Regions from separate parts of the Mus musculus genome. Here region 1 is linked to region 2. Evidence: chromatin loops called from intact Hi-C (ENCODE). Cell type or tissue: heart. All regions are shown on one strand. Each heading gives the region's core, and the rest is flanking DNA. Links, peaks and the distances in the headings are about the cores only.

The links. Peaks named below come from ENCODE experiments on the same cell type or tissue, not always from the same donor. Only the 100,000 strongest peaks of a DNase experiment are listed, where the experiment ranks them.
Region 1: it touches region 2 in a loop (3-fold over the local background); 14 of 42 quality-filtered maps call a loop at or near these places.

What each region holds. Positions count from the first base shown.
Region 1 is chr5:66,313,654-66,325,668 of GRCm38, reverse strand. The region is part of intron 11 of Apbb2 (amyloid beta (A4) precursor protein-binding, family B, member 2); the gene reads left to right. Among named protein-coding and RNA genes, the nearest start is that of Nsun7, 60 kb to the right of the region's middle. In heart, for the core only: a CTCF peak has its summit at 6,122 (motif pointing right); DNase peaks (open chromatin) are centred at 1,838 and 6,104; H3K4me3 peaks cover 367 bases; H3K27ac peaks cover 1,777 bases.
Region 2 is chr5:66,257,844-66,269,858 of GRCm38, reverse strand. Nsun7 (NOL1/NOP2/Sun domain family, member 7) reads right to left here and starts at 9,961. Exons shown (of 13, transcript NM_001302833.1): 1 at 9,538-9,961; 2 at 8,615-9,018; 3 at 5,792-5,850; 4 at 5,238-5,368. The coding sequence starts at 8,930. In heart, for the core only: a CTCF peak has its summit at 6,320 (motif pointing left); no DNase peak of the experiment used is centred there; H3K4me3 peaks cover 164 bases; H3K27me3 peaks cover 1,215 bases.

The sequences.
Region 1 (12,015 bases), core at 1,428-9,427, 56 kb before region 2:
ATGGGTGACCTAGTATGTCATCTAATGCTGTGAGCCTGACACACTGGGAGAGCCTGATAAATTGACAACGAGAAGGTAAGCTTTGTCACGGAAGATCCTAAACCCTGTCTACCTCCTGAGCCTCCTGGAGACTTGAGTTCCCTGATCCTTCAAGAACCCAGGTTCCTTGTCAAACCCTTTGGCTCTGCCGTAAGCAGACTTGTTCAGCTCTGTGGGTTTATCATCCGAGAGACAGAACCAAGACAGACTTGCAGTCACAAGTCCTTTCTTCACTATGGCTCTGCTGTATGACCTGGCCAAGTTCCTCAAAATCTTTAACCCTGTTTTCTCCTATGTCCATGAACAACGTTCTGACGACCTTGTCAGGCTGCTGGTGGGGCCTGCACAGACCATGTGACTGACCCCAGAGCTCAGTGGATAGTGTGTGTTATTGTAGTCACAAACATGAGAGGTGTCACTGTGCTGCTGCGGCTTGGCCGATGAGGTCTCAGTGATTTTCCCTGAATATGGAGGTAGATGTGTAAAATTCACTTGTGCTTGCTGTATAATATTTATACAAGTATCCTCTAGAATCTTCTGCTTAAGATGCCAGTTTGGTGTCGTGCTATGCTATTTCAGCCTTCTTGATTTGTTTTATTTTGTTTTGTTGTTTTGGGTTTGGTTTCTGCTTGGTATGGTTTGGTTTGGTTTGTTGAGACAGGGCTTCTCTGTGTAGCCTTGGTTGTCCTGGAACTTGCTCTGTAGAGCAGGCTGGCCTCAGACTCAGAGATCCACCTGCCTCTGCCTCGAGTCCTGGGATCAGAGGTGTGCTCCACCACCGCCTGGCTTACTCTGTAGCCTTTTATGGCACAAATTTCAAATGTACTCTAAGCTTTCTGGTGGCTTTTCATTTGAGACATTGTAGCTTCCGCTTAGGTTTGTGGGCACAGGCACCACTGCGCCCTTGTTGGAGTATGCCACAAGTATTGTTCTGGGGTGGAGTGTGATGGCTCCCTCAATGCTTTTAGCTCACCATCTGGTGATATACTTGATTGCGCATTCACTATCACTCTCAGCTGGCCTAGGTGACAGCAGTAGCAAGGCTGCTGTGTGGGAGAGAGCAGGTCCCTGTGAACCCTGCCTCTCTTCTCATGGCTTAGCTGTCTGGCACTCCGCCTCCTCGGACTGTTGTTACTCTAGAGAGCACCTGTGTCACTTAGAGGACGCTGCCTCCAGGCCCTTTTGTAATGCCTCTGTCAGAACAGAAAAGGTTAGGAGGCTCAGCGACATCTCTAGGGTCCCCTGGTAACTCTGGGTAGTTCTGAGCACAAAACTCAAAGCTTGCTGTTGTCCTCCCCCCACCCCCACTCCCACCCCACCCCCAGCCTCCAGATGCTCCCAGCTCCTCTCTGTACCCCCTTCCTTTCTTCCCTGGCACTGCTCTGCACCCACACCCCTTCTTGGCATTGCTCTGTGCCTGCACCCTTGAAGTCTTCATCTCCTACCTCTTTTTTTTTCTCCACTTCTACGTCCCTCCCCATTGCCCACTAAAGACTTTGTTAAAGCTCCTGGGTATCAGGGCCACAGCTCTAATTAGAATGTCCAGGAGCCATGAAGCAGGTAAGACTGTGTATGCTTGATTGTTTCTGTATGGTTGGTGGTGGTGGTGGTGGTGGTGGTTGTGGTGTGTGTGTGTGTGTGTGTGTGTGTGTGTGTGTGTGTGTGTGTGTGTGTGAAGCCGGGGCTGGGGCTGGAGACTGAAGATAAGTTCCCTGCCAGTGTTTCCTGCAAACAGTCTCCTGTACTTGACTGTGATATTCTAAGCTTGGTTACCTCCCCCGGCTGATCTGTTGCCTCTGCAAATTCAGCTGGCAACTCTTGGCTTCATCGTAGTGTGGCTCGAAATACACTCCTCCGGGTGATAGGGTGCAGCTAAAATAAGCACAGAAAGGCTATTAATGGCTGCAAAGTTGGGAACCACAGTGGGATGTCGGTGCTGAGAGCTGCGTTGTAGACTGGATACGGTACGGATGCTAACCCGCTGTTTCTGCTCTTCCCTCCCTCATGCCTTCCCGGATTCAGAGAGAGGTAACCGGCGATTTCTCACTTTTCCCCTTCCCTGGCATCTCATGTGTCTGGCAGAACTCACCGCTTCTTCCATTCCATCCCCATCCTCACAGCCTCTCTGCCTCTCAAGGCAGGCCATTGTCTTGTGTAGCCTCTTCTCTTCATCATTTGTATCTGGGCCCCTAACCTACTTCTGTGTGTGGTACTGTTTTGGGAAGGTGATGGGCTGAATGACCAAGAATAACGGCCACCCTGCCAAGTCTCGGGTCTCTCTCACCAGTGGCTGAACAAATGACTCAGCATGTCACGGAGGAAATGTGACGTTGGTCCCCATGTCACATTGGTTCCTGTGATACATTGAAGAGTGACAATTTGGAACTTTGAGGTGTTCTCTTAAGTTTCCTGGGTGACTAGCCATAATACAGTCAATTTCAGTATCAGTTCTTAGCCATGGCACAGCCAGGGAAGCCTCCTGTCCTCCTTGAAGGATGTTATCCATGGAGAGGATATACCCGTGAAATTCATGGTGCTTACACAGTTTCAGATGCTCCAAATGTCAGCCTCCAAATGATGGAGTGGAGATATACACATACACACACACACACATACACACACACACACACACACACACACACACACACACACATATACATACACACACACACACACACACACACACACATATATATATTACACATACATACATATATCTATATATATATATACATATATCTATATGTTTATCCCATTTTGGTAGATGAAGGGCATTGTGACAAGTGCCAGCCATAGTGAAAAGACAAACCCAGGGACGAGTTCCTCTTTGCTTTGGGCTCCCTCCTAGCTACACTCCCTATTGTAGCTAGTGACCATTTTTCTGTCTTGCCCAGTGGCTGGAGATGGGACTAACAGAAGATGTGCCTAAGAGAAGTTCTCCTTTGGGGGGGCGGGGGTGATACACTCTGGGCCTGAGCATGGGGTATAAGCTCTCTTACCTCTGTGCACCACAACTCCTACAGGAGTCCACAGTGGGGAGGTGTCCAGACATTTTGTCGGCTCTTCCCTTCCTCCTTGCCTCTGCGTCCAGGTCTCCTTACTAGGAGACAGCTGTGACAGCTGTTCTGAATATTAACAGTGAGAGTGCACACTGGAGAATGCTCTGCCTTCTGTTCAAGTCTCCTCACTCCTGGCAAATGGTAGAACTTGGGCCTGCTGTTTACACAGTCCACATCTCAGGAATGTTCCCAGAGAGGCCCTGGCTGTGCAGAATGTGTTCACCCCAGGTAGTGAGGTGTTGGGCTGCTCCTTTCAGAACTCAGCATCTTCCTAGACAAGGCAGAAGGAGACACAAGTTTGCCAAGTTGGAACCCAAGCTTTGAGATCCCAGATACCCAGGTCTGGTATGGTTGATGTTCAGTATGATGAAACAGAAAAGTACTGCCCAAGACAGGCAGCAGGCAGGTACTCTAGACCAGCCCTCTAGGGTAGTGAAGTTTCTCGTGTCCTCTTCTCCATCTCCTGTACCTCCCACTCCAAGTCTAATCTGGAAAATAAGTGCAGTCAGTCTTGGAAACAGGATTCATTTGTCTCCTAGGTCCTAGGGGTGTTCATGGCCATATTTTGGTTCCTGCCGGCCCTCTGTCTGTGTTTTGATGCAGGCCACTTTCCAAATTCCAAAACCCCATGCTCAACTCCATATGTGAAGCAAAGGGGAGAGAAATCTTCCTCTAAAGGTACTAGAAGTAGTTATCCAAAGTCCCTGGGCCTGTCTCCTCCTGATTGTGGCCTCACCTTGCCCTCTACAGGGAACCACGCTGCTGGCTTGCAGCTTCCACAAAAAGGTGGACTGGGGGCAGGGGGTAACTGCATGTGGCTTAGGAAGCCATCCAGTCAATGCAGGATTGAGTCAAACATATATCTTTGCTAGTTAGGGTTTCTGTTGCTGGGAGGAGACACTATGACCAAGGCAACTTTTTTTTGTTGTTGTTGTTGTTGTTGTTGTTGTTTTTCAAGACAGGGTTTATCTGAGTAGCCCTGATTGTCCTGGAACTCACTCTGTAGACCAGGCTGGCCTCAAACTCAGAAAGTCACCTGCCTCTGCCTCCCAAGTGCTGGGATTAAAGGCATGCACCACCACTACCCAGCTCAAGGCAACTTTTATGAGGGAAAGCATTTAATTGTGGCCAGCTTACAGGTTCAGAGGTTCAGTCCACTATCATCATGGCAGGAAGCATGGCAGTGTCCAGGCAGACACAGTGCTAGAGAAGGAGCTGAGAGTTCTAAATCTTGATCTAGTACCACATGGCTTCTGTTTTCCCCTTGTCTAGATGTCTGCCTTGATTCTCAGGCAGCTAGGAGGAGGAGAGCCTCTGAATGCCCACCCCACAAGGACACACCTCCTCTAACAAGGCCACACCCCCAATAGTGCCAAGCTTATTCAAACCACCACAACATCCTTCATGGAAGGGCGACTGCGTTCCTGAGCAGGCTTTTCTTTACTTTCTCCTCATCTATAACGGTAACGACCTCTTAGCACACGTTAGTCATGAACCAGCCTTCACAAAGTCTCTGCATAAAAACATACATCCCACCTGAACAAATCTGAACTCCTAGGTGAAAGCTGTCCTCTAGGCTGCGGAGGTAAGAAGTGCCAGTAGAGGAGGTTTGGTGAGACAGTAAATGGGAACGAGGAGGAGAAAGCTCAAGGGGCATTACGTGTGGCTGACGATGTCATCGTGTTCTGGGTCTCCCCAGAAAGGAAGTCAAGCTAACTTCCACCAGCAAAGGAAGGGGGTTCCAGTTTCTCATTAAGAGAAACAAACTAGCCGGGCGTGGTGGCGCACGCCTTTAATCCCAGCACTCGGGAGGCAGAGGCAGGCGGATTTCTGAGTTGAAGGCCAGCCTGGTCTATAAAGTGAGTTCCAGGATAGCCAGGGCTACACAGAGAAACCCTGTCTCAAAAAAACCAAAAGAGAAACAAACTGTGTGTACATATGTATGTATGTACACATATATACATATATATACACACACATGCTCTCTCTCTCTCCCTCTCTCTCTCCCTCTCTCTCTCTCTCTCTCTCTCTCTCTCTCTCTCTCTCTCACACACACACACACACACATATACATGCGCGCGCGCACGCGCTTTGTTTCACTCAGTGGAAACCTTACAACAACAAGATAGGCTGGTTCCATAAGGAAATGAGGTTTCTGGTTTCTATCTGGTTATCACTTCTCAGGGATACTGTAGCAGGGACAGTTAATGTTCGTAGCAGCTAAGAGGTCTTTAGACACCTCCAGTTCACTTGTCAGAGAGAGAAATGCATAAGTACATTCCACACACCCTAAGAGAGTTGCCAGAGAGATTGACAGAGTGAGCCGAGAGGCTGTTTTTAATAGCAGCCCTTTGAATAAGGAATTGTTTATCCGTTCATTCCGTGAAGACTGAGCAAGCCCCTGTAGGGTGATCAGGATGCCGCGGAGCAGAGAATAATGAAAGCAATCTTTGGTTCTTCACTTTGCCATTAAGAAATTTGAGGCTGTCAAAGATGTCTCCACGCTGACATTTTTTCTCTCCGGCAGAACCTGAGGCTGGTCCTCTGGGGGAGTAATTACAGGAGGGAACAGCAAAAGGACAGGAAGGAAGGATTTGGAAGCACACGGGTTCAGTGATCAAACTGCTAGAGAGACTTGAGTCCTGTCAGTGACGCTTGCCGGGGTTTAAGGAGGAGACATGAGGTTGCGGCTGCAAGCCTCCCACTCCCCGTTCTGTAGAACAAAACTCCACAGCTCCCACGGTGGCAAGAGACAATGGAGTAGGATTCTGAGCAAAATGGCCTGGCCCACACCTGCGTTGACAGACAGCCCCTGGTGCAGCCTTCTACAGGGTGTAGAAGCTGGAACAAGGGGTTCCTGTCATCAAGCAGCCCATCTTGGACGGTTAGCTATCTAGAAGAATGTGTGGGAAAACAGAAGCCACGTTGTGACTGGGATCTGGGGACCATTTAGACTAGTGGTGTAGTTTTACATATGAATTGCTGGGGTCCTGGGAAGATGCTCAGCTGTGTGAGATGCCCAGCCACCAGGGGGCAGTAGAGGAGCCTATCTCTAGAGCTATACCACTACTATGGAAACTAATACGCAGAGACTCACTAGAAGATCACTAGAAGACATGAAAGAATCCGAGGTATAAGCATAATGGCCTGTAGCATTGTGGTACTGGCAGGGACAGTAAAATTTTATACCATGCTAGTTGGTACCATTTCGATGATTGTGGAAGTCGAGTAGTCAGATGTGGGAGTTTCTTGTCTGCTTTCATATACATTTGATGAGTTCCAAAGAGAGAAGTGATTTTTTTTAAGATTTATTGATTTTTATGTATATGAGTACACTGTGGCTGTCTTCAGACACACCAGAAGAGGGCATCAGGTCCCACTACAGATGATTGTGAGCCACCATGTGGTTGCTGGGAATTGAACTGAGGACCTCTGGAAGAGCAGTCAGTGCTCTTAACCACTGAGCCATCGCTCTAGCCCCCAAGAAGTGATCTTTTAAAAAGTAAATCAAGAATCAATTCTGATCTAACCAAGATCCTAAATTCCCCTCTCTAGGGTCAGAGTCTAGGAGGCCAAGGTCACTGCCAGCCTCTCCCCTGTGCCTGTCTCCTACTGCTCAGTCTCTCAGCCCTGGGAATGTCCTCCAGCCCCTTACCTGGAACCCCCCCCCACCCCCCAACATTCTACCCCACCTTCTTTAGAGGTTTCTGCACTGAGCCTGTCAGTGCCTTTCCTTGAACATCACACCTTGTTTTCCTTCTGTATTCTCTACGCTTGTCTGCTCTGCTGACTTCAACTAACTCTCCAGTCTGTGTCCCTCCCAGACCTCAAAGACCAAGTAAGTGTGTTGCTGGCCCTCCCCACTGTTGCCCTTTAAGTACCTCAAACTCAGCATCCGCCAGCAGAACGAACATATTGAAGCATGACACACATGTCTGGACACTCGTCTAAGCTTGAATGCCCCAGGTTAAAGGCTGGGTACCCCTTGGGAAATGTGCTGTAGAGATTGATCATAGAGTCCTGGGACAGGATTCTTACAGCCAATAACTACACTATAGCCTCTGCTGTGTGCAGTGGGTAACCAGGGGATCTCTTCCAGACACCCAGGTTCTCAGCTCCCTCCTGTCTTTGTAGTCATTTGAGCTTTATTTGAGCCTTCTTCACCTTTTTTACCCTGGAGAGAGTGTAAAGACAGCTCGCATGTGTATCATTGATGCACCATGGCAGACACACAGAAGGAAACTGTGGAAGTGAATTGACTATTTCAATATATATATATATATATATTAAGAATGCCATACTACAGCCAGGCGTGGTGGTGCACGCCTTTAATCCCAGCACTTGGGAGGCAGAGGCAGGCGGATTTCTGAGTTCGAGGCCAGCCTGGTCTACAGAGTGAGTTCCAAGACAGCCAGGGCTATACAGAGAAACCCTGTCTCAAAAAACAAAAAACAAACAAACAACAAAACAAAAACAAAAACAAAAAAAAAAGAATGCCATACTACAATTTGGGGAAAGTCCTAGGGTGGCTGCATAGTTTCCTGTTGCTACTGTAACAAATTACCGCAAGCATCAGTGGCTTGAAGTAACAGATCTGTTCTCTCAGAGTGCTGGAGGTCAGAGGTCTATGGAGCTGTCATTTCAGGAAAGCACACATGCTTGTCCTTACCTGTGTCCCTGGTCCTGTCCTTTCATATCTAAGGCAGAAGTTGCCTCCCTCCCCTTGGGATTTCCCTGAGTCAGTCAGACAGACCAGAGATGCAGGCGCAGATCCCTAAAGACACTTCTCATAGAGTCCATGAGGTAGGACAAGAGCATCTTTGGGGAACAAGGGGAGCCATTGCTGTGTTTCTCACCACATCAACCCCTTTCTAGAAGAGGGATTCTGAAAACACAGCTTCTAGAACAACCTGTGAAGAGGTGTCTGGACTCACTGCTCACTTACTGAGATATTTGCCCAAGCTCCAGGTCTGAGAAACAAACCCTCTCACCTCCTCAGACCGCTGTGCTGGGGACTAACAGCTATTTTAGGGTGAGTCGGGATGGATGCGTAGTGGAATAAAGTTAGAGGCACACAGACCTCTTGACTCTACAGAAAGAGGCGCTAGGCAGGCTGACGAAGCCTCCTCAGGGTCAGTGAGCGCTCTCACACACGGCTCTCACTGGGATATCTCTGCTGTCATTATCTGTCTAGGAAGAGATAGGCTGCTCAAAATTTGTGAGAAGCCCTCTCCCATAAACCCCAAGGCTGCAACCTTTTCCTTTGGGAAAATGTAGATTTCCAGACCATTGCCCCGAGGCATTCGTCCCCTTCCCCTGAGCAGAAAGGAAATGAAGATTAATAACAATTTTTTTTAATCATGCCTGTGAGGTCACACATGAAAGAGCAGGCAGCACAAAGCTCATGTTTGGGAGAACTGATCAGTGGTTAGTGGTCCAGGTGTGTCCCATCCTCCCTGTAACCTTGGCACAGTATGCTTCCTGCCAGCCATTATCCAGCAGGGAGAGGACGCTGGATCTTAGACGCTTCCATCAGAGAGTGATAATGTAGTGCTGAAATAAACGTCTCTGCCTACATATAAAGATGGGGTTAATATCCAGGTCTGGGGGTCACATAGGTCTAATATGCTTCCCCAAGGCCAGAAGGATTTGTGGGTTTGGAATGCGTGCATCTACCTGATGAGATGGGACCCACAACTCAATGTGACCATTATTTCTACTTTGTGTACTCCTTGTTCACATAAGCTGAAAGCAACGTCAACACCATTTTGATAATTTCATTCAAAAAGTTCCACGGCTGGGTACTGGTGACACACAATTTGAATCCCAACACATGGGAGGGAGGGGCAGGTGGATCTCTGTGAGTTCGGGGTCAGCCTGGTCTACACAGTGAGTTCTAAGATGGCCAGGGCTACACAGAGAAACCCTGTCTTTTTTTAAAAGAAAAAAGGAAAGAAAAAAAAAAAGTTTCATGGTGTAGATTTTTCCACTTCCAGAAAGTTCTGGCTTGAAGATTTGGGGGTTAGGGATGTTGGCTAAGCAGAACCAGGATGAACCTGAAGCTGGTTTGCCTGCACAATATGCTACTCAGTGTTCCTTCCTGTTCCTTAGAGAGGACAGACACAGAGGAAAACTGTGCGTTTCTACAAAAGAGATGGTGTGGCAAGCAGAATTTGCATACTGACAGGATTTAAACAAGCAAGGCATTGTGGGCCAGAGGGCCAGACAGTCCTCAGGAAAATGTACTGGGTAAATTGAGCTCTGGACAGTGCAGGAAGGGCCGAGGGTCACCAAATGAGGGAAGATACCACAGCACGGAATCATGCGAACCCTCTCCTTCAGCAGAGAGAGGGGAGACCTTGAAAGAAAGAATGATGTGGGAAAGATGGCATAGTCATTCCACATCTCTTACAATCCAGACAAGGATGCTTGCACTTTGTGTGCGTGATCCCAGGGCACCTGAAGAGATTTGGCCTCAGAAGCACAGCAGCCAGACCTGGGAGTTGGAAGAACAGTTGGGAGACATTGTGTGCCTTACTGTACCAGCCATCTGGGGATGCAGGAGCTGGGGGAGGCAGCCAAGCACAGGGCTTCCCTTGAGCAGTTCCAGAAGGGAACTGTTGCTTTTTTAGGTTGTGTGTTTCCTTTATAGCGCTGAGGAGTAGGATGTGAAGGCTTTGGAACAATGTGGAGAAGGAACATGCTTGCCTCTCCAAGTCTTCCGACCCCTGCAAACGCCTTTCCCAGACCCGTCCTTCACCCAGTGCCACAGTATCTGTTCCCACCTCCGGGTAAACGCCACCATTCCCAATAGGCACTACAGACATGTGGAACAGACCTGTGTGTGCCTCAGTCCACAAACATTACAAATTCCTGTTATGGTCAGGCCGAGACTAGGCACTGGGAATATGGCAGAAAGCACCTTCACAGAGCTTCACAGACTTGCAGGATGCTCACTGGCAAGTGCAGGATATATACAGAACCTGGAGGGGGCACTGCTGAGCCCAGCCATGGCAATAGAGTAAAGACAGGGTAAACAAAGGCAGGGATAGGTCCATCCCATAATCAGCCACCAAACGCAGACACTATTACATATGCCAGAAAGATTTTGCAGAAAGGACCCTGATATAGCTGTCTCTTGTGCCTGGCAAATATAGAAGGATGCTCACAGTCATCTATAGGATGGAACACAGGGCCCCCAATGGAGGAGCTAGAGAAAGTACGCAAGGACCTGAAGGGGTCTGCAACCCTATAGGTGGAGCAACAATATGAACTAATCAGTACCCCCAGAGCTCTTGTCTCTAGCTGCATATGTATCAAAAGATGGCCTAGATGACCATCATTGGGAAGAGAGGCCCTTTGGTCTTGCAAACTTTATATGCCCCAGTACAGGGGAACGCCAGGGCCAAGAATTGGGAATGAGTGGGTAGAGGAGCAGGGCAGGGAGAGGGTATAGGGGACTTTTGGGATAGCATTTGAAATGTAAATAAAGAAAATATCTAATAAAAAATACATTTAGTTAAAAAAATTTTTTTTAATTTAAAAAAAAAAAAGAACTTGCTAGAATGCTGAGTACTGGTCGGGCTGCAATGGGACCAAGGGATTCAGGAGATGTCCAGGTGAGTTAAGCCATAATATTGGGATCAGGTACAGGACTCTGGCTGGCAGACAGGGAACGTGTGATTTCAGCATAGGAGATGCCAGCGGAGATGGCCCCTGAAGGAGCAGAAGGCACTTAGGTCAGGTGCTGAGGGCAGGTGAGGGTAGAACCTGTGAGGTAGGCAGGGATGGCCTAGCCTGGAGGCGGTGTTCAGAACCAACTCCAAGGCTTCCTCTGGCACACAGGCAAGGAGGTGGGCTTCTCTCACCAACCCCTCTAGCTTGTCACCCTTCCTTCACCCTTGTACCACACTCTGGCTAGAGCTTCTTGAGGTCAGCCATGAAAACAGCAGCACCCATTCTTATATTAAGAGAAGTAATTTCACCTGCAGGGTAGCTCACACCTTTTATCCCAGCACTTGGGTAGGTGGAAACAAGAGAACTGCTATTATTTTGTGGCCACATCACAAGACCATGTGGCAGAAACCCATGTACAGGGGCTGGGGAGGTGACTCGGCAGTCAAGAGTATGCATCCAGCTCACAACAACTGCAACTCCAACTTCAGGGAGCTCTGATGCCTCTGGCCTGGGGGGTGGGGGAAACCTGCGCACACATGTACATATAATTAAAATTAGAATATATCTTTAAATATTTTTTTAAAAACTAGAGAGGAAGACGAATAATATAAAAATAAATTCAATTGCTGTGTGTGCCATTCGTGCCTACAGCCTCAGAACTTGGAAAATTAGACAAGAAGATTGGAGCTCTAAGGGCCAGCCTGGGCTATGCAGTGAGACGTTTGACTCCCCCTCTGGAGAATCACTGTCTCCTTAAATAGCAGCAAGAAACTTAATTGTGTGGCATGGTTGTTCAGAAGCCAAGTCATGTCACAGTGGGTATCAGTAAGAACATACAGTCACCCAGCACGTGGGCCACTTGCTGGAGCAAACCATATATATAACACAAGAGGCCAACCTTGCCCCCGAGGCTGAAGTGTGGCTGTTCGGCAAAGTCACATGCCTTTGGTAGTATTCCAGCCACAGGATCTGTGTGCTCCGGTGTTCCCTCTGAGGGCCCATCAGCAATCTCAGGCAGCTGTGGGGCTGGCCCATCCTCCGTGCACAGGTACACACATGCACACATCACATCCCATTGTTACACTTCTGCTGCCGAGCTGTTTGCCATTGTATCGTTCTGCAGTTCACATCTCCCCAGTTCCATGTTCATTGTCTCACTGTCCTATCTGTGACAGCCGCTTTCTGCAGAATTCTGTGTTCACTCTGCATTGTTCCCCACCCCAAAGTTCAAGAGCCTAGG
Region 2 (12,015 bases), core at 1,472-9,471:
CTATATCACAAGTTGGAAAGTCCCTCTAGGCGTGAGGCCAAGACTGTTGTAAGGCTCAGCTTACTCATTTTTTTGTCCTCTCGGGGATCAGATGTCTATGTTGTTTCTTGCATAACAGCTAGAACCCTTTCCTCGTTTATTTCACACATTTTCTAAATATCCATGGTATTCTATTTTGACTGCAGAGTTACATATCTTAAACTATATCACTCTATCGACCAGGGTTTTGCACAGCTGTAATCTCAACAACTGAGAGAGCAGTTGGAGACAAAGCAATCATGAGTTCAAGGCCAGACTCAGCTACACAACAAGTTCAAGGCTAGCCTGGGCGACAGGAGACCTTGCCTCAAAGATAAGCAAATTTCACTTTACTTACCCTGTGGACCAGGTCATGGGGAAGGAAGAATTAACCAAGGAATCCAATGGAGAGTCTAATTCATAGCGCATGGATTTGGACAGCGGTAGTAAAATTGCAAATAAATGAAGAGATTCAGCATGTGTTTTGGAATCGGAGCCATCGGACTTGAGGACTTGACGAATTAGCCATCACTGCATTTAGCAGAGGGGAGGGGAGGAGTCTTAAACCAAGTATGTAGATAGATGGTAGCACCTTCATTGTAACATGGAAGACTTGAGGTTGAACAGTTGGGAAATCCTCTGATAGGAATTTAGAGCTAACAAGTTAGTCTAAGAAAAGAAACTAGCACAAGCACATGGTGGCTCACAACCACTCATAATGACATCTGACACCCTCTTCTGCTGTGTCTGAAGACAGCTACAGTGTCCTTATGTATAATAATCTTTGTATAATAAATACAATACTATAAATATTATACTTTGTATAATAAATAAATTATGTATAATAAATCTTTGGGCCAGAGCAAGCAGGGACTCAGCGAGCAGGGTTGACCGAAGCAAGTGGGGCTGACTGGAGCAAGCAGAGGTCCTAAAAATTCAACTCCCAACAACCATACGAAGGCTCACAACCATCTATACAGCTACAGTGTACTCACCCTCATAATATAAATAAATAATTTTTTTAAAAATAGAGAAGAAAAGAAAAAAGAAAAGAAAAGAAAAGAAAAGAAGAAAAGAAATTAGTCACACAACTGTACCATAAACATGCAGGCACGAGGGTCAACAGGACCTTCCCAGCATGGGCTAGAGAAGTGTAGTAGAAGACAGAATGTTAAAGAAAGAGGGAAGGAAATAGAAACTAAGAGAAAAGCAATAGGAAAAGGGTAAGAGCCCAGAGTCCTTCTACCTTTCCAATTCCCAATGCCGTTTCTTCCCAGGTCCTCATGGGAGCACCTCCCTTTATCAGAACAGTCTCCATTCCTGCTCAAGCTAACTGGCACAGCCTCTCGAAAGCTAAGAACCTTAGTTAAACTACTTTGGTTTTGCTTGGCATGGTAGCACTTGCTGACTGAGGCAGGAGGGTCACCTGAGCTCAGGAGTTTGAAACCAACCTCAGCCATACAGCTCCTTACCAAGAAAAAAAAAAAAAGTGTAATTGTATCTTTTAAAAAGATTTTAATTTTTTCATTATTTGTATGTGTGTTTGAGATAGGGGCACTTGTGCACATGAGTGCAACCTGGCAGAGGTCGGAAGATGACACCAGATCCTCTGAGCTATCTAAGCGGGTGCTGGGGACTGAATTCGAGTCCTCTGTAAGAGCAGTGTGTGTGCTTTTAACATTGAGCCATCTCTCCAGCCCCCCATATGCCTTCATCTTCGTACATATATTTTTCCTACACTGCTCTGTTATTCTCTGCAGCTCGATTATTAAATGCAGGCATTTCTAACATAGGATATTGTTGAGTTGTGTATAATAATAACAAATATGAATGTGACTAACTAATTTTGGATAAGGTTTGCATTTTTTGAAGGTTTTTAAAGAACAGGGTCTCACTGTGTAGCCCATGCTGGCCTGGCACATACAATCCTTCTGTCTCAGTTTCCCACGCACCGTACCAGGATTACAGGCATGGCCCACTAGACCTGATTTTACCTAAACCTAGGGTAGGGGTGGTGGGTATATTGGTAGCAATGCAGCCAGATCCGTGTTATGGTCCAAATGGGGAAGGGGGAATGGGGGAAGGGGAAAGGGGAAGGGGAAGGGATAGAGATAGGGAAAGGGGAAAGGGGGAAGGGGGATGGGGGAAAGGAAAGGGGGAAGGAGGAAAGGAAAGGGGGAAGGAGCAAGGGAGAAAGGGAGAAGGGGGAAGGGGGACATAGGGTTCAGAAGTTCTTAATTAAGCAGTAATACCTTCTGATCTCTGGCTTCATAAGCCAGGCTTTGGCTAGATTTGTCACCTAGTCTGCCGCTAATGAGCTCACACACTGGTCTTTCTTGGAGTGCTGTGTCTTTCCTGGCTAACTCAGCTAACCTGAGCTCCCATCAGCCAGTCTGAGACTATGTTGTGATGGCTGTGAGAATAGCTTTTTTAAAGATTTATTTTTTTATTTTATGTATGCCAGTACACTGCAGCTGTCTTCAGACACACCACAAGAGGGCATCAGACCCCATTAAAGATGATTGTGAGCCACCGTGTGGTTGCTGGGAATTGAACTCAGGACCTCTGGAAGAAAACAGTTAGTGCTCTTAACCGCTGAGCCATCTCTCCAGCTGCCATGAGAATTTCTTAATGCCCGACTGTATCTAAGAGAGACCCAGCAAAGCACAAGAAGACAAAATCAAGGCTACCTTGTAGCATGCTGCTGTATCAGTCTCTAAACCTGTTCTCTATGTGCACCTGGAAAGCAGCTGGCTCAAAACTGATATGGACAGTGAGGTGGTTTTACAAAACCAAAACCAAACGACAGAAACCAGGAAAAGAAAGCTAGGTCCTTACTAGTACAAAGAGGACATATGGATAATTGCTTTCTCTTCTCCATCCCACATCTCATGGCTATGATGGACATGGGCATTACTACATAAAAGGACTATATAGGTTCCTTTATAGTAACCAACTAATAATGTCACTATGTAAAGACCTTATGTAATAAGGTCACTTCTTAGAGCAGCAAATGAAACAAACATACAAAACAGCAACAATTATTATTACACTATTACCTGAATCTTCTGGTCTTGGCTTTTAATAATTTAACTAAAGTGACTTAAATTTTTGCTAAGTATAAAATTCAGTATACTGACAACTCTTACAGACTGTTCTTTCTACAAGACTGTTGTTGCTACACTCTGGTGCTAAAGTTCAATAGTTAATATAACATAACAACAAATAGTATAACAGCAAAGGCTATAGCTAGGCCAGCGACATGGCTGGGTCGGTAAAGTTTGATCCTTAAATCCTATGGAGGAGAAACAGAAGCAACCCGCAGACGCACTCTGGCATTCACACACACACACACACACAGTAGCACAGGTGTCTCTGCACTCTCACACACACATCAGATGCACACAGTGATACTAAATTAAAAGTTCAACCTATACCTAATGGTTTATTGAAATATTATTTTGTGCCTCCAAAGCAAAAATATCAGAAAGTGGGTAGTTTATAAAGAACAGAAGTGCCGGGCCGTGGTGGCATATGACTTTAATCCCAGCACTTGGGAGGCAGAGGAAGGCGGATTTATGAGTTCGAGGCCAGCCTGGTCTACAGAGTGAGTTCCAGGATTGCCAGGGCTACATAGAGAAACCTTGTCTGGAAAAACAAAAACAACAACCAAAAAATCTTCTGGGAAATCATGCTGGAGCAGAAAGGACAAGTCTAAGAGCAGAAAAATTCATTCAGAAACTTGTTTTTTTTTTTTTTCTTTTTTTGTAGTGTTGAGGATTGAACTCGGGACCTTGGACATGTTAGAAAAGCACGTTTCTACTCAACTGCACTCCAGCAAACCCTTCAATGACTGCGTTTTCTGGGGGTGCCTGTGTAAGCCTGTAACCCCAGCATTTGGGAGATGGTAGCAGGAGAATCAAAAGTTCAAAGTTGTTCTCAGCCGTGTAAGCAGTTCCGAGGCTCATCGGGGGCTACATGAGAACCCACTTCAAAGGGGGAAAGAATGGGGACAGGAAGATGGCGGAGTAGGTAAACTGCATATTGTACGGACATGAGGACCTAAGTTCAAACACCCAGCAGCCACGTAAAAAAGCCAGATGCAGCATCCCTTGCCTGTAATTCTAATGCCCAGCAAGCAGAGGCAGGAGGATTGCTGGGGATGGCTGGCCCAACCACTTTCACCAAATCAGCTCCAGGATCAGTGAGATACCCTGTGACTTAAGTAGGGAACAGAATCATTGGAAACTTACCGCTAACCGTCACAGGTATTGCACCCGTCTACACACATGCATGCACACACACACAACACACAACACACACATATACACGTGCGTGCACACACGTGTGCAAATCCCTCATGATTAAAGCACCCCTCATTAGCCTCTATATCCCAACACTGCCACAAGAGAATTAAATTTTCAACATCTGAATTCTGGGGACACCTTCAAGACATCACACCCAGTGCCATTAACACACAGTAATGTTTATCATGCACTAACCACTTATTATATGTCCAATTCTAACTTCACTAGTAATCTGTTATCTTTCCTAAGCGTCCTTTGACATAAGCGCTTAGCCACATGGCAGTCTCCTGTTGATATTTAGGATAAAGAAGAAACTAAAACACATTAGTTTGTTCTTCACTAAACAGATTTTTTTTTCAATTAGGCAAACAGTGAATTCTTGGATAGTGTTAGAATTTCTCATTTGTTACATGTTAGATTTTTTTAAAAGGCTGCCAATTAAGAAGACAATAGTAGCTATTTCAAATTAAATTTAGCTTATACATATACTAAAACTATAAGACATTTGTAATGATTCCCCACATGTTTTGTTTTGTTTGGTTTTTTGGTTTTTTTGGAGACAGGGTTTCTCTGTATAGCCCTGGCTGTCCTGGAGCTCACTTTGTAGACCAGGCTGGCCTCGAACTCAGAAATCCGCCTGCCTCTGCCTCCTGAGTTCTGGGATTAAAGGCGTGCGCCACCACGCCCGGCGATTCCCCACATGTTCATACCTTGGATCATGCAATTCAACATCTTACAATAATTTGATTTAAAGTTAGATATTCAAACTATCCATGACTGTTTGCAAAGGAACTCAAAACACTTATATTTTTCCATAATTTTTTGAGACAAAGGTATCTATAAACTATATTACATAAATATTTCATAAATCAAAATGCTGATGTTGGTTTCACAGGCATGTTCTTTTTTTACCCGTTTAGAAGGTTCTCGACTTCTTGAACTTCTGGTATGGTCTCTTCATTCTCGGAAAGGATGCGGGGCTGGAATTTTCTGTCTTGGAAGTCATACAGCATCACAATGATAAGACTGTTCAGCTGACTTGCCTACCGAGGGGAAACAAGGCACATGAAGAAAGCTGAAGGAACCCACCCAAGGGCTTGAGGTGCGACTCGGGACCTCCCAAGTGTGAGAGTGAATATGGATGGCAGAAATATTTTATCCTGTTATTTTTCATAACAGAATAAGAACATGATCGTTTTTTACACCATAGGGTTAGATTTAGAAATAGAGGAGGTCTTCAAAAGAAAAAAAATATCTAGTTTGAGAGGAAAACCTCAAAAAAGACAATTTGAGGTATTAGGAGTCACGTTGATAGAGCCAGGGTCAAAATGCAAGTCTTAGAAGTAGAAAATAACGTATATTTAAAGATGTCTCAACGTAATGCAAATTGTTATTTAGTTACAGAGGGAGTTTGCATACTTTCTCAACATAATGAGGCCAACTAATTCTAAAAGTTGTTTACTTACGATTGTGGTACTTGAGAAGATATAGCTATCTATTAATATACTTTCCAAAATATCTTGATCTGAAAGACAAGGGAAAAGCCTGCTACCCAAAATATCAAATCTGAAAAGAAAGACTTTAAATTATATACACTTTCTAAGTAATGCTGTAAATTTATTTTCATATCTAATATACACCTCATAATTGTATAAACTGCTAATAAATCATAATTGTAGCACAAGATGAAACAGTTATAATCTTTATGAATCCTGCATTCTTATGGTTCAGGTTCTACATAGATTCAAATCACTATCTGAATAAATAGAGTCGTCATAGAGGAATTCTAACCTTTAATTTATGACCTCTGAAAGACATTAAAGAAGATATAACTAATAATATTAAACAATAGGGGGGCTGGAAAGGTGGCTGGGCAGTTAAGAGCACTGGCTGCTCTTCCAGAGGATCCTGGTTTGATTCCCAGGACGCAAATTGTGGCTCTGAATTAGCTCCATTTCCAAGGGAATTTGGTGCCCTCTTCTGGCCTCTGATAGCATTACATACGCAACCATGTACATAAAAATATTTGAAATGTTAAATGATCTTTCTCTTTTCAGTTTTAAGTATTGCTGATACGTTATATAAATGACCAAATATTAATATTTTGTTCTGGGTTTTTGTTCTGCTTATGAGAGAGGTTAGTTTATCTGAACATCCTTGCTGGTGTTACTTATCAAGGTTTTTGCTAGCCTTGTGATGGGAAGTGTTTCTCTTCCTCTATTCTTTTTTTTTTTTTTTTTAAAGATTTATTTATTTATTATATGTAAGTACACCGTAGCTGTCTTCGGACGCTCCAGAAGAGGGCGTCAGATCTTGTTACAGATGGTTGTGAGCCACCATGTGGTTGCTGGGATTTGAACTCCGGACCTTCGGAAGAGCAGCTGGCTCGGGTGCTCTTACCCACCGAGCCATCTCACCAGCCCCTCTTCCTCTATTCTTTTGCACTTCTTTTATTAGGCATAATTTTAGCTTAAGTATCTGGCACTAATCAAGGCATAGATGAGATATTTAATCTAAGACCTGAATGATAGGAGTTGCCATGTAAGGTTTTGCATAAGGACAGTAGTCCAAACAGCAAAAAACAGAGAAACGACTCCATAGGTGCTGCGTGGAAACTGATAAACATATTTCTGACCCTCCCGCTAGGTTTGTGAGTATTTTATGATACACTTAAACTATAAACATCATGTATGTTTTAGTACAGCAAACAGGAAGTAAGCCCTAACTTTAATCCATTCACCATTCATGAGAAACAAAACTTAGTGATATTGTAGATGCTGGATTTCAATCTTTATTTGGAAAATGAGAAAGCCAAAGAAGACAAATTTTGAAGTGGAGACTACAATTCTCATAGGAAATATTTGCGGGGGAGGGGGCGCTGGAGAGATGGCTCAGTGGTTAAGAGCCCTGACTGCTCTTCCAAAAGGTCCTGAGTTCAAATCCCAGCAACCACATGGTGGCTCACAACCATCTGTCATGAGATCTGAAGCCCCCTTCTGGTCTGAAGACAGCTACAGTGTACTTAGATATAATAATAAATAAATCTTAAAAAAATCTTTTGGGAAACATTATACATATTTAAGCCACCAGCTTTGGAGACAAACTATAATTTCTATCAATGTAACAGACTTGTGACGTGGAAGATGTGTGTCGCAGGGCCGAGTGCAGGAAAACAGTGCACGATGTTGCCAGTGTTGCACTTGTTCTTCAGGACTCTGCAGAAACAGTCACCTCTGGCAGCCTTCCGTATGGTGCAGGAAGCACTAACTTTAGATATCTAAAGTTATATAGCACTCTTACTCTGAAATATCAATTTAAATAACAGCTATATTTTATTCGATGTATTCTATGTTTTGGGCAGGTGAAGGAAACTTGACACCCATATAGATAAAAATAAAAATAAAAATAAATAAATCTACAAAGATACACACACGCACACACACACACACACACGTTGACAGCTCTGCTCAGAGTAGACATATCTGGTTATGTCCTATCTACAGTTATCCTTACACTTGGGAGTTGGCAGTTAACTACCATGAAGGAGCTCTGGAGATTTGAGTCTAGCACTTTGGAGGCAAATTAGAAAGGAGAATCCTATTTACACTTGGCACTCCAAATTAAAGCTATTGGCTAAGAATTGAATAACCCTTTTCGGGTTGACTCAGTTGAGGTATTTACTGTTTAAAGATTATGCTTTTCTTCTTCTGTCTCTCTGCTGTCTCCCTTGGCGCTGTCACACCTCGTGAACATAAAACACAAGGTGCAAGCACACACACACGAACTCGGTGGAGCTACATAGAGGGAGAGGGGATGAGCAAGGGAAGCGCCCCCTCTTCCCATTCATGGACTTGTTCCCTGGTTTCTTTGCTGTTTGTTCTTTTCTTTTTCTTTTTGAGAAGGGCCTGGCTCTATAGCCCATCCTGGCTTGGAACTCCAAATCCTCAAGGCTCAGCCGCTGGGAGTACAGGCCTATACAACCATGTCGGCTCCTGCTCTTTTTAACGACCCCACTATACCTATCTAAGGGCAAATGCAGTCGAATTCTCTAGTCCCCCTTAGGACGCCTTCATTTTTAGACTGTTGTGATACACATATGTTTGAGGAGCTAGGCTGCATTCCATTAATTCCCACTCCCACCCTCCACCCTACCCCCAACCCCCCACCCCCGCCTCCTGAAACAGAATCTCACTTTGTGGCCCAGGTTGGCCTTGTACTACGTATAAGCCACCGTGCCTGGCTTTTCCATTTTCTTTTAGCGCTGCTCTTTAGGAACTGCTATTACTTACACTTCAGGGTACTGAAAGCCAACTCATAGGACAAGCGCTGGAAAGATTCATCCTCGGAGCGGGAGGAGGAGGGCTGCAGGGGTTCACTTCCGTAATTTATTATGACTTTGTCTGGCGACCTTTGGATCCGAATACCCTGAAAAATGTTCGCTGCCGTAACGTACACGGAGTCTGGGTAGCTGGGTTTTTCTAGGACGACGGTTGAAGAGTTTGTATTGGCGACTACATCCCCCGACATCTCCAGGGAAGCGAGTTGGGAGATCTCCTCCATGTTTTCTTGGTCAAAAAGGTCCCTTTCACTCGTTGGGTCCAGCATGTTTGCCCCTGATGTCAATAACTCAAGCTTCAAGTTCAAATCATGTGGTCCAGGGAGATCTCTATCCTTGTAGTCTTAAGCATCGTCTCTGAGAAAAGAGAAGGTTATCTTAGTAAATCTCTGTATCTACAGCACCTATCTTAATTCTCTCTCTCTCTCTCTCTCTCTCTCTCTCTCTCTCTCTCTCTCTCTCTCTCTCTCTCTCTCTCTCTCTCTCTCTCTTTTCGAGACAGGGTTTCTCTTTGTAGCCCTGGCTGTCCTGGAACTCACTCTGTAGCCCAGGCTGGCCTTGAACTCAGAAATCTGCCTGCCTCTGCCTCCTAAGTGCTTGGATTAAAGGCATGCGCCACCACCGCCTGGCTTGATGTCCCCTTTTTTTGTGACCTTAGAGACATGACATGTACTAGCCCATCGGAACATCCCATACTTCCAACTGCAATGAAAACTTGCACAGGGGGTGGGGGGAGGGGGGGAGACAGCTGGAGAACCTCACCACCACAACCACCAGCATCACCACCACCAGCACCCTTTGTCACAGCCCATTAAGGACAGACCCACTAGGTCCCCCTAAGCATCCCGGCATCCCAGGGAGTAAAGGTCCTATCACCTTCTCCGCGAATCCGCCCTTCTCTGGGGTTGGGATGTTTTCCGGGGCTCTGGGGCTGAAGACGCGGCAGCCTCTGCACTTGGGGCGATGGAGGAGGTAACAGGCCCTCGGGAGCCCCGGGAAGCCGCGGCCCGCGGAGGCCGTTTGGTTTAAGTGCAGCCACACCACCCACCGGGTTCGGCCGGGGGAAAGCGCTCGGCGCCCGCGCCAGCTACGTCCAGGGTCCCTGAGGGAGACGCTGCCTCCTCGGGGCTCGCCCTCGCGCTCCGGGGACACTGCTCAGGCCGAGCTCTCGGCTCTCTCCGGGTCCCTGAAAGAAAGCGGAGCTCTGGGTCCCTAAGGGGACACTTCTCGTGACCGTCCCGGAGCTCGTGAGGCAGCCCTAGTGGGTAAGGCAGCAAGGAGCAAGGAGCTGGGTCCACACTGAACCCTGGATGCGGAAATCGGGTCCCTCAGGGTGCCCGGATCTCCATGGCAACGGGAGGGGGCGGGGGAAGGGCTCTGCGCCAGGCTTTCCCAGTGGGAACTGGTAGGGGTGACTCTTCACCAGTTTCTTGTACTCCTGTGGGCAGTTGGCAGCCGTTCAGCCCCACTTGGAAGCTCAGGCCAGGGTTCCTGAGCATTCTGGCTTGGTCTCCTTCTTTAAACACTTAGAGATTGAAGTAGGTGAAGTAGTTCCGGCGGTTTAACTCTCAGGCACCTGAAGCCCGTTAAAATGGAGATGGCTGGACCCATCATCAGGGATTCTGAGTCTAGGCATGAGACTCAAAAATTCGCTTTTCTTTTCTTTTCTTTTCTTTTCTTTTCTTTTCTTTTCTTTTCTTTTCTTTTCTTTTCTTTTCTTTTCCTTTCTTTTCTTTTCCTTTCTTTTCTCTTCTTTTCTTTTCCTCTTCTCTTCTCTCTCTCTCTCTCTCTCTCTCTCTCTCTCTCTCTCTCTCTCTCTCTCTCTTTAAATTTTGTAATCCCTGTATCCCTGTGCAATTAGCCCAAAGGCCATGGTATGGAGGACTCATGCATCTGCTAGCAGTATCTTACCAACTCAGTAAATCTTTGAGAAAGGCAAGGTTTCTGGTAGGTGGCCCCTGTTGCTCATCCCGAGTCCACTTGTAGGCAGAAGGGGGAGGAAGACAACATGCCCATGCCTTCCAAGGACAGGGCTGGAAAGATGCACACATCATTTTGCTTGGTTTCCACTCCAGAATTAGTCACAGAACATGCTTAATAACAAAGGCTGGGGAATGCATCCAACTAAAACTCAAGGGAATTCCTGTAAGCTGGGTGTGGGGGGGGGGGGATTCATAATGACAGAAAGGCGTTGTCCTGTTATATGCATACCTCTTCCCCCTGATTTGAGCAAGTGTTTATTAAATCTTACTTTCTGTTTGCCATTGTGTTCAGAACTGAAAGCAGAAACCAAACAGGACCAGGGACCTGCCATCACAACTGTGACAGTTGGGGAACTCAGATCTTGGCAGCCTTCATTTTTTCATTATTGATATCTGTGTACATACCTATATCTGTGTACATACCTATATTGATTGACCTTCTCTATTCTTTCCAGATATAAAACACACACTCTAAAATAGTTCTGCTAGACCTTTTTTTTCCTCCATTTTTAATTAGGTATTTACTTCATTTACATTTCAAATGCTATCCTGAAAGTCCCCTATACCCTACTCCCAACCCCCACCGCCACGGCCCCCACCCCCACCCCGCTCCCCTACTCACTCACTCCCACTTCTTGGCCCTGGTGTTTCCCCTGTACTGGGGATATAAAGTTTGCAATACCAAGGGGCCTCTCTTCCCAATGATGGCCAACTAGGCCATCTTCTGCTACATATGCAGCTAGAGACACGAGCTCTGGGAGTACTGATTAGTTCATATTGTTGTTTCACCTATAGGGTTGCAGATCCCTTTAGCTCCTTGGGTACTTTCTCTAGCTCCTCCATTGAAGGCCCTGTGTTCCATCCAATAGCTGACTGTGAGCATCCACTTCTATGTTTGCCAGGGATTGGCTTAGCCTCACAAGAGACAGCTATATCAGGGTCCCTTCAGCAAAATCTTGCTGGCATATGCAATAGTGTCTGTGTTTGGTGGCTGATTATGGGATGGACCCCCAGGTGGGGCAGTGTCTGGATGGTCCATCCTTTCGTCTCAGCTCCAAACTTTGACTCTGTAACTCCTTCCATGGGTGTTTTGTTCCCAATTCTAAGAAGGGGCAAATTGTCCACACTTTGCTCTTCTTTCTTCTTGAGTTTCATGTGTTTTGCAAGTTGTATCTTGGGTATTCTAAGTTTCTGGGCTAAAATCCACTTATCAGTGAGTGCATATCATGTGAGTTCTTTTGTGATTGGGTTACCTCACGCAGGATGATACCCTCCAGATCCATCCATTTGCCTAGGAATTTCATAAATTCATTGTTTTTAATAGCTGAGTAGTACTCCATTGTGTAAATGTACCACATTTTCTGTATCCATT